2 separate regions of the Homo sapiens genome follow, and region 1 is linked to region 2. Evidence: chromatin loops called from intact Hi-C (ENCODE). Cell type or tissue: heart left ventricle. All regions are shown on one strand.

Region 1 (5,000 bases), 53 kb before region 2:
CATCGGCTGCGACTGGGTGAACAGGGACCCTGCTGAGAACGTCTCCTCGTCTGTGTCCACCTGAGAACCTCACAGACAGCAACAGGCCCATATCTGGAGCATAGCAAGGCCCCCAAGGTGGGGGCAGCTGTGCCTACCCAGGGCCACACCTTGTCCAGAGCAAACTAGCCCTATTCTATGCCTAGAAGTGTTTTATAAACATAAATTCTGTCATTTCTGAAAAGTGCAAAAGGGCTGGGGGTGTTTGCAGTTCACAGAAAGAGAAGTGCATGGATTATGATGGATGCAGCAGAGAAACAGCAAGGGGAGGCAACAAGGTGATGGCGACTGTGTGCGCATTAGGAATGCCGTCTAGCAGGCTGTCCAGAGTGGGGCGTGACAAAGGGCAACACTTCTGGGCGTGAGGCTGGTCTCACCCTGCAAGGGCAATGGCCACTACCAACTGCTGATGCTGGAGAAGAACGAGGGCTACATTTGGTGCAAGAGGTGCAGGAGGTTGAGGGGACTGATGGCCAAGACCTTCCACAGGCTGTGGTGACCTCAGTCCACTGGCAGCCTGGGATGGGCACCAGGAGGTATACTCTTCCGGGGAGCTGGTTGGCCCACAGGGTCCTGAGCAGGGTGAAGCCACCACTGGCCCCGGGGGATGGGACACACGCAAAGCTATTCCCACACAGGTCCCATCTCAGGCTCTCAACACCTCCGGGAGGTGAGTCTGACAGGAAGGCCACTTTTAAGAAAGGGAAACAGAGGCCCAGGGAGGGAATGTGGCTTGACCAAGTGGGCAGAACCACTGACACTAGAACACTAAATGGGTTGAGAACACACTTCTGTGAAGGTGAGTCAAGAGGAAGCAGATCTTGGAGAACCGAGGCTGCTGGACCCTGAGGACAATGGTACCCCGATGCTTCAACTATCCAGTGGGTGGCCCCGAGGTGGGGTCGGGGTGGCCCCTGACCCTTCAGAATACTCCAGAATATGTTTCAGAATTCTCTTCATTCTTTGATGTCGTTGGGCACCCCCTTTCCCTCCCAGTCAACCCCCAACACTTCCCCTCCACGCTGACCTCTCAGAACTGCCCTGCTAAGCCCTTCCTTCTGGGCACTTCTCCTGAACTTGGCCAGGCCTCCATCTGCCCTACCACAAATGGTTGGGTGTGGGCACACAGCAGCATGGTGACCCTTGAAGGGGCTGGGCCCCAAGAAGCAGGCATCCCGCCCCTACTCCAGTCCTGGCCTAGACCATCCCCATCTTGGCCCTGCCAGGCTTGGGCACTCTCTGGGGGAGGATGGGAACTGTGATCTCAGGAGGTCAACAACAGCCACCAGCCCAGCACTTAACAGCTCCCCATGTGGCCTGGCACAGACTTAGGGGCTCCTATTTTTGCATAAGGCCTCCTGTGCCACCTGCTGTGGGGTTTGGAAGACTCCTTACCTTTGGGGTGAGGTACTTGGTCATAATTTCCTTCCCTTTCTCTCCCAGTTTTTCATCTGGAGTAACTTCATATTCTGCCTAAAACAGAAGGAGAAAAAAGAACAATAACAGGTTTGCTCATGAGCTTCTTATAGTTACAGAACCTCACAGCCCCTGGAGGAAATCCCCTAGAGGCCACCTGACCAACCCCCTTCTCCTGCAGGTCAGGAAACCGGGGGGGAAGACCTGGCCACGGAGCCCCGATGTTTAGTCCAAACTACTTTGCCCTCTCTCACAGATGCTGGGTCTCAGGATGGCGGTGCTCCATGCAGACTGCACATCAGAATCAGCAGGGAGCCCTGAGCAAACACTGATGCTAGGCCCCACCCTAGACCCATGAAACCAGGCTTTCCAGTGGGCCATGAGGGCTGGCACCTGGGCAGCCGGGGTTGAAGACCACTGACTTAGATGAATCAAAGGAAACTACCAGAAAAATAACAGCCCACCAGACTGGAAGGCTGCCGAGAAGCTGCCTTAGGTCACTCAGACCTTGTAAGCTGTGTGATCGTAGACAATTTGCTTAACCCTTCTATAAAACGCAGATGGTACCAGCACCTAGGTATACACTGATTATACAGACGGAAGTGATCAAGCTCTTGGCCTGGGGCCTGGCCCATCATAAATAATAATAAACAGTTGCTATAGTTACCGCCATTGTGATTATTACACCTTGCAAGGATAAACAATAATGTGGATGCCTGGTCTTTTCCAGCTTTTCAGTTTACAAAGTGAACATACACAGGTTTTTTAAGATGTTCTTATCTGAACCTCGAAAGAGCCAGGGCAGTGACGCAGGAGAACAGGGGCTGCCATCCCAACCCCTCGTCTGTAGGTGGAGATCCCGAGGGCCGGCGGTGGGAAGGGACTTGCATAGGGTCATGCAGCGGGAGGTGGCAGGGCTGGGACTCGAACCTCCAAGCGCAGGGCTTCTCCTCAACCACACCACAGAATTTAGGACTCTGATAACTAGCCAAGCCAGGGGGCCCAAGCTCTAAAGATGGGAGGTCTCCAAAAAACAGACTTTTTAATTTCCCTGAATCCCAGAGGGGCTCCTTCGCTCACATCTGACGCACTCGCCACATGGATAAAGGGCCTCGAGTCAATAAAAAGCCTGAGTAAGCGGCCCTTTCTCATTTAGACAAAAGAGCTAATTGCAAATTGTTTATAACCATTTCAAAATCCACCACCCAAGGATTTGTCAGCCTCTGTCCAAAAGTACAGCTATTTCAAAAGAGGAAGGAAATGACACCAGCATAGACGGACCCGAACTCCTCCCCAGGCGTCCCACCATGCAGTCAGATGCCCAGCCGGCCCTCAGGGAAACTTCACACCTCAGTGTCTAGGGTCCGATTCCTCCCAGGCCAGCCAAAGGGAGCACGCAGGCGGCACTCGCAGTGACCACAGAGGCAGCCAGGCTCGTTTCCAACCACAGTGAGCGAGTGTCCTTGTCTTGCCCTCTCTCTTCTAATGGAGAGCCAAGATCCAATGATTTTCTCCCATGAAGAAACATGAACACTACAATCATTTAGATCACAGGGAGATAGGGCAGTGGTTCTGTAAGGAATCCCACCCCTCATTTTATAGGGCTGGACACAGAGGCTCAGAGAAGTCAGGGACTTGCCCAAGGTCCAAGGTCACAGCTGCTGGACTGGCGCGCTGGCCTCTGGATTCCCACTGCGCCGCGTGGGCAGAGCCTCTCCCCAGAGGTCAACTCCTCTTCCACATCAAGATGAGCCTTGAGGGACTGGGCACTTCTTGATGATTTGACTCGAGAGATGAATTCCTGAGATGCTTTAAGGTGGCTCTTTCTTCTTGACTTTTTCCTGTTATTTTCTTCCTCTGTGCCCCCTGTCGCTCTCCTAAACCTGAGTGCACATGTGTGCACACACACGTGCCCACAGACACAGATACACACACCCACACACACACCCACACACCCAAACATACACGTGCCCACACACACACAGATACACACCCACACACAGACACACACACACCCAAACATACACGTGCCCCCACACACACAGATACACACCCACACACACCCACACACACGTGCCCACAGACACAGATACACACACCCACACACACACCCACACACACACCCACACACCCAAACATACACGTGCCCACACACAGACACACACCCACACACAGACACACACACACCCAAACATACACGTGCCCCCACACACAGATACACACCCACACACACCCACACACACGTGCCCACAGACACGCAGATACACACACCCACACACATCCACACACGTGCCCACTAAGCAGATACACACACCCATACACGTACCCACACACCCCCACACACATGCCCACACACAGACACAGATACACACACCGACACCCACACACACCCACACACCCACATGCCCACACACAGACACACAGATACACACACCCACGTGCCCACACAGACACACAGATACACACCCACACACACGCCCACACACACACAGATACATCCACACACAGACACCCACACACCCACACCCACACGTACCCACACACAGATACACACCCCCATACACAGACACCCACACACACACTCAAACCCACACACAGACACACATACCCACAGATACCCACACACACACACACACCCCCCACACAGACGCAGACACACACAGATACCCACACACACCCACAGACACACACACACAACCACACACCCACAGATACCCATCCACACAAACACACCCGCACCCCCCCAGACCCAGACACACACACACATACCCACACACACCTACACACAGACACCCACACACAAACACCACACACCCACAGATACCCATCCACACAAACACACCCGCACCCCTACACACACACATACAGACACCCACACACAGACACACACCCCATATGGAGTGCTGATTCCAGGCTCACCCTACATGGCAGGGTATTATTATTATATCTACATGGTAGGTATTATTAGTCCCGATTTGCAGATGAAGAAACTAAGGGTCTAAGAGGTTCCAATACAGCACAGCTAGCAAGCGACGGGGCAGCAGTGGCGTCTCCAAAGGGGCTGAGCACTCTAGAGCCAGCTGCCTGCTGTTTTCCAGAATGAGAAGCACCCAGGGTCCTGCTGCCCCTGGACAGCCCGCCGTTGGTCCGGCACCGTGGGAATGTAGCTAGACTGCTCTGCAGGACGCAGGCCCTGGGCAAATGGCCGGCCATCATTTGGGGTAACTCTATACCATCCAGAACACTAGATTTGCACTGTACGAAAATACATCTGTGAAGGTGGCTCTATTTAACCAAATGGAGGCCTGGGGCTCACTAATCAGCCTCAATAACCAGCTAAAAATACTCTTGCTGTGGGTACTAAAACCCACGTTAAAAAAATAACATCCCTTTCAGGTCACCTGCCTCCCGGCAGAGGCCCCGCCGGTGGATGGGCACGCAGGTCCACAGGGCGGCAGAGGGAGCACGCGGGGACAGGCCTCCCCTGCCGGGATCAAAAGGCCTTTCTCAAAGAGTCCGTGCCAGGCCACCACTTGAAGAGCATT
Region 2 (5,000 bases):
TAAAAATACAAAAAAGTAGCCAGGCGTGGTTGTGGGCGCCTGTAGTCTCAGCTACTCGGGAGGCTGAGGCAGGAGAATTGCTTGAACCCAGGAGGTGGAGGTTGCAGTGAGCCGAGATGGCGCCACTGCACTCCAGCCTGGGAGACAGAGCGAGATTCCATCTCAGAAAAAAAGAAAAAGAAAGGAAGGAGCGAGGGAGGGAGGGAGGGAGGAAAAGGAAGGAAGGAAGGAAGGAAGGAAGGAAGGAAGGAAGGAAGGAAGGAAGGAAGGAAGGAAGGGTGGGTCTTGTGGCTGGCTGGCCAAGGGAGGAGGGCAGGGGACTGCCAGGGGTGGGAAGCTCCCTCTGCACCCCACACGCACATTCTGACCCCCATCAGCTCAGGTTATGAGAACTTCTCACCAACATAAGCCGCACCTGGAATATGCCTGAGCTGATCTCTCGGGCTAGACGGCCCCACGCACAGCACAGGCAAAGAGACAGCCAGTGTGACATTCATGCCCATCTGCCACCTTCCAAAAGGCCCTGCAGGGGGAGGGGAAAGAGAGGACAGACAGCAGGGGAGCGAGAAACCATCCCCAAAAAGAGCAGGGAAGGGACAGGTGGGCAGCGGGAACAGCTGCCGGCTTGGAGAGCTCTGACAGGTGGTGCTGAAAGACATCCTGCGACCGGGCGTCACAAAGAAAAACCTACTCTGAACTATCGCAAGGACAGAAAACCAAACACCGCATGTTCTCACTCATAGGTGGGAATTGAACAATGAGATCACTTGGACACAGGATGGGGAACATCACACACCAGGACCTGTCGTGGGGTGGGGGAAGCGGGGAGGGATAGCATTAGGAGATATACCTAATGTAAATGACGAGTTAATGGGTGCAGCACACCAACATGGCACATGTATACGTATGTAACAAACCCACACGTTGTGCACATGTACCCTAGAACTTAAAGTATAATCAAAAATAAATATAAAATAAAAATACTGAAAAAAAATAAAATAAAATAACTGCTGCATAGGCCAAAAAAATAAAAAATAAAAAAGGATCTGTTACCCCCCGCCAAAAAAAAAAGAAAAAGAAAAAAGAAAAACCTGCTCTGGCCTGACACTGCAGGAGAGAGAAGCTCCAGCCGCTCCTGCCTCCTGTGGCATTACCTGAGCCTTAGCGCTACCGTCATCAGAAGTGGAGGCTGTTTATGGTACATCCCAAGTCCTGGGCTGGATACTTGAGAAACGCCGTACACAGTGGGTTAATAAGAATTTGGAGAAGGAGGAACTGCATCTCATATAGCCTGGAAGCCCGCCTGCTCTGTCCATGGCTTCCCTTTGCTCTCTGCTCTCTCCCTGAGGATGACTGCAGACAGCGGCTATCAGAGATGAACATTCAATGGATCCCTACTATCTGCGGGGCAAGGACCTCACCTTTCAGACAGGAGGCATGGCTGGTGTCCCGGGCCCAACCCAGCCTCCCCTGACCTTCTGCCTCATGACCTCTGCATAGAGCCCACCAAAGCAGAATACACCTCCTCTCCCAAACATGCCCATATTGTTCCACGTCCACGGGGAAGCCATGGCCAATATGGAGGAAATCCACAGCCAGCATGGCCTCGACTCAGGCCCAGGTGTGAATCCAGGCTCCACTTCCTTCAGAGATCTGTGCCTGTGAGCAACTTACCAACCTCTCTGAGTCTCTGCATCGTCATCCCTAAAATAGGGGTGGGGAAGGCAGCACCTGCCCCACAGGGCTTTGTAGTGATTGGACGAGTGTGTGTCTGCAAAGCACATAGCCTGGTGCCTGGCCCACAGTAAGCATCCAGGAAATGTTTGCTGGTTGGATAACGCTGAACCTGCTGACCCAAAAGTGTTCTCTCTCTCTCTCTCTCTCTCATCTGTTCACTTGGCACCTTCCCTGCCACACAGATGTCTCTGTCCCCCTTCCCCACCCCGCCCTTGGGCTCTTAGTACTGAAGATGGACCTTGGCAGCCACCCGCCTTGCACACTTGCACAGGGCTGTCACCCAGTGTCACGTGTTGGCTTTCTGCTGTCTTCCCAACTAGAGACAGCTTCCTAAGGATCTCAGCTGATCCCACATCCCTCCCCCAGCCCCACACTGGGACCCTCCACAGGATCTTGCCCAGGGTGAAAGCTGAATAGGGGCTCATGGCTGGGATTGGCTATCACCCCACATGTCTGCCATGGCTGAGGACCCTCCTGCCTGGAGGCAGAAGGATGAATGAGATGAGGGCGTTGGGGGGTGCCTTTCAGGACCTCTAAGTCTGCCGAGAGTCAGTAAATAAAGATCTGAGGGGCAGGAATGGGGCTCAGGGCAAAGGGGTTACATAAAGGCCATAAATGTAGCCCAGCCTGCGCTGCCAAGAGCCACTTCTGAAAGCCGCTCCCCACCACCTGGCAGCACCCTGGCTCCCTGGCCTGGAAGAAGGAAGAGGGGCTTAACAGATAAATGAATGAATGAACGAACAGATAAACTTAAGCTGGCGGGACCTGGCAACCACCAAGCAGGCAGAACCAAGAAGCAAAGCTCTGCACCGCACGGGACGGTTGATGACAACCACGATGATGAACGGCTGTGAGGATGAAGAGGAAGACGGGAAAGCAGATGCTGCATGAGCACTTGCTGCAGGCCAGACCCTACGCAGCCCTCCCCATGCAGATCTTCACTCAATCCTTGCAACACTCCAGTTCCCATTTTGCAGATAAGGAAACTGAGGTTCAGGGAAATCTAATCACTTGCTCAAAGTCACAACCAGTAAGGAATAGAGCCTGGATGAAAACCAGGTCCCTCTGACACTGGAGCTCATGTTCCTCACTGCTGTCTCCGTCCCAATCCAGCAGCACCGGTTTGGTTTAGCAGCTCAATGGCTTTGTCCCAACTGACCCGCCACATGCCTCAGGATGTTCCAGCTGTTCAGCACTCCAAGGCTGTGGACACCCAAGCCTGATGACGGAGTCTTCTGGCAAAGCCATTCTCAGTGGCTTGCTCTGCCCCAAGCTGGGCTCAGCCAAGGCCTTTAGCAGAGCCGTGCCTGTGCCCATCTCGCCTGACCAGTCGAACTCCGGCAGCCAGACAGGGCTGACATGACAGCTGTGCCGGTGGGATGTACTCCCCATAACTCTCCCACGCCTCCCATTGAGGTCGGATAGGGGCCTGCAAGGGGAGAGAAAAGTGGGGTCACTGCCCTTGGCGGGAGGTGCAACTAGGAATCTCTCTCTAAACCGTTTCTGATAAAAGCGGCTACTTCGGAACTGACATGCGACAGCTGTTCTCAGTCCACATTTCCAGGACTCTTAAAAGAACTCAGAGAGAAAAATAAGACCCATCAGCAATCAGTCTAACACTTGGGAAGATTGAGTGTTTTTCCATCTCCAGGGGAGAACAAAATATCTAAACAAGATTCTACAAGTGCCTGGTACAGGGTAGACACTCATGCTGGGTGCTGGCAAAACACAGTCAGGCAGACCCAGGCTCTACTCTCACAGAGCCCACAGCCAAACAGAAGACAAAGGTGAGTCATCAGACAACCACAGTGGGGCCAGTGGCAGCATGAGGGTGGGGAGCAAACCCTGACTAGGTGAGGTCACCAGGGAGGGCTTCCTGGAGGAGGTGACCTATGAAGCAGGGGACTAAGGTTGAGTTGATTACCAAGCAGGGTTAGGGAAGTGTATCCAGCAGAGGGAACAGCCCAGGCAAAGGCCTGGAGAAAAGAAGAAACATGAAGGAATGGCTAAGTCAGGAGATGAGCGGCAGGGGTGAAGCTGAAGCAGTCAGCAAGGGCGGAGAGGCCGGGCCTGGTCAGCTTCAGCAAGACCTCTGGACTCTGTCCTGACAGCAGTGGAAAGCTACTGAAGCAGGTGGTGGCGAGAGCAGACTGACATTTCAGAAAGAGCCTCCTGGCTGCTGCATGGAGCTTGGTTGGAAGTAGGTGCGCCTGGAGGGAGCAAGGAGCTGACACAGGAGTTCAGGCAGGGACAAGGATCAAGTGGAAATGGTGGAGATGGGGCGAGAGGGGCAGACTAGGAGATACTGTGGAGGCCGAGGCATCGGGACCTGGAGAGGGACTGGACACTGCACTGGGCCAGGTGCCACACGGCAGGGCAGAGGGGAGGGGCAGCTCTGGGCAGCTAGAGGAAGCTGGTGATGTTCACCAGGATCAGAGACAGAACAGCTTTACGAGAAAGGGTCACAGTTCCCCCAAGAAGACAGGAAAACTACTCTGGCCATTTGTCCAACCAAAGGCTCACACACCCACATCAAAACTGGCCAGCAATTTGCACAGCACTTTGCAAAGCACTCTCTGCCAGAAACACCTTTGGCCACTCCATCTGCTAAGGTGAGGAATACTGAGTCCCCATTTTAAAGACGAGCAAATCAAGGTTAAGTGGCTTTCCCAAGGCCACAGGACCAAGTGGTAACACAAGAAACTGGGTCTTCTGCCTCCCAGTCCAAGGGGGATTCTACAACCCACAGGTTTCCATTTTAAATGATATCTGATGTCTGGGCAAGGAAGATGATAGTCGAGGCTGGTACAATTCTCTCCCTAGAAGCAGAACAAACTACAAAAGGGCAACAGACCAAAGTGTTAACAGTGTTTATCCTTATCTCATTGGCAGTTTTTATTTTCCCCTTTTAAAATTGTTTTGGAAATTGCAACCATTGACATATATTATTTTTGTAATGAGAAAAGGAATTAAAAGTAAGTTTTGGGGCTGGGCATGGTGGCTGACACCTGTAATCCCAGCCACTTTGGGAGGCTGAGGTGGGCAGATTACTTGAGGCCAAGAGTTCAAGACCAGCCTGGCCAATATGGCAAAGCCCTGTCTCTATTAAAAATACAAAATTTAGCTGGGCGTGGTGGCGCACACCTGTAATCCCAGCTACTTGGGAGGCTGAGGCATGAGAATCATTTGAACCCAGGAGGCGGGGGTTGCAGTGAGTGAGACTGCATCACTGCACTCCAGAATGGGTGACGGAGTGAGACTCT

Evidence for each region. Hi-C counts contacts between places; a loop is a spot of excess contacts. Peaks named below come from ENCODE experiments on the same cell type or tissue, not always from the same donor. Only the 100,000 strongest peaks of a DNase experiment are listed, where the experiment ranks them.
Region 1: it touches region 2 in a loop (1.9-fold over the local background); 2 of 110 quality-filtered maps call a loop at or near these places.

Annotation. Positions count from the first base shown.
Region 1 is chr10:119,393,207-119,398,206 of GRCh38, reverse strand. GRK5 (G protein-coupled receptor kinase 5) reads right to left here. Exons shown (of 16, transcript NM_005308.3): 4 at 1,435-1,512. Among named protein-coding and RNA genes, the nearest start is that of MIR4681, 18 kb to the right of the region's middle. In heart left ventricle, CTCF peaks have their summits at 4,725 and 4,927; DNase peaks (open chromatin) are centred at 2,326, 2,806, 3,126 and 4,936; H3K27ac peaks cover 1,483 bases.
Region 2 is chr10:119,340,151-119,345,150 of GRCh38, reverse strand. All of the region lies in intron 2 of GRK5 (G protein-coupled receptor kinase 5), which reads right to left. Among named protein-coding and RNA genes, the nearest start is that of GRK5-AS1, 3.3 kb to the right of the region's middle. RefSeq lists enhancers at 3,265-3,857, 3,858-4,451. In heart left ventricle, no CTCF peak of the experiment used is centred here; a DNase peak (open chromatin) is centred at 2,970; H3K27ac peaks cover 2,427 bases.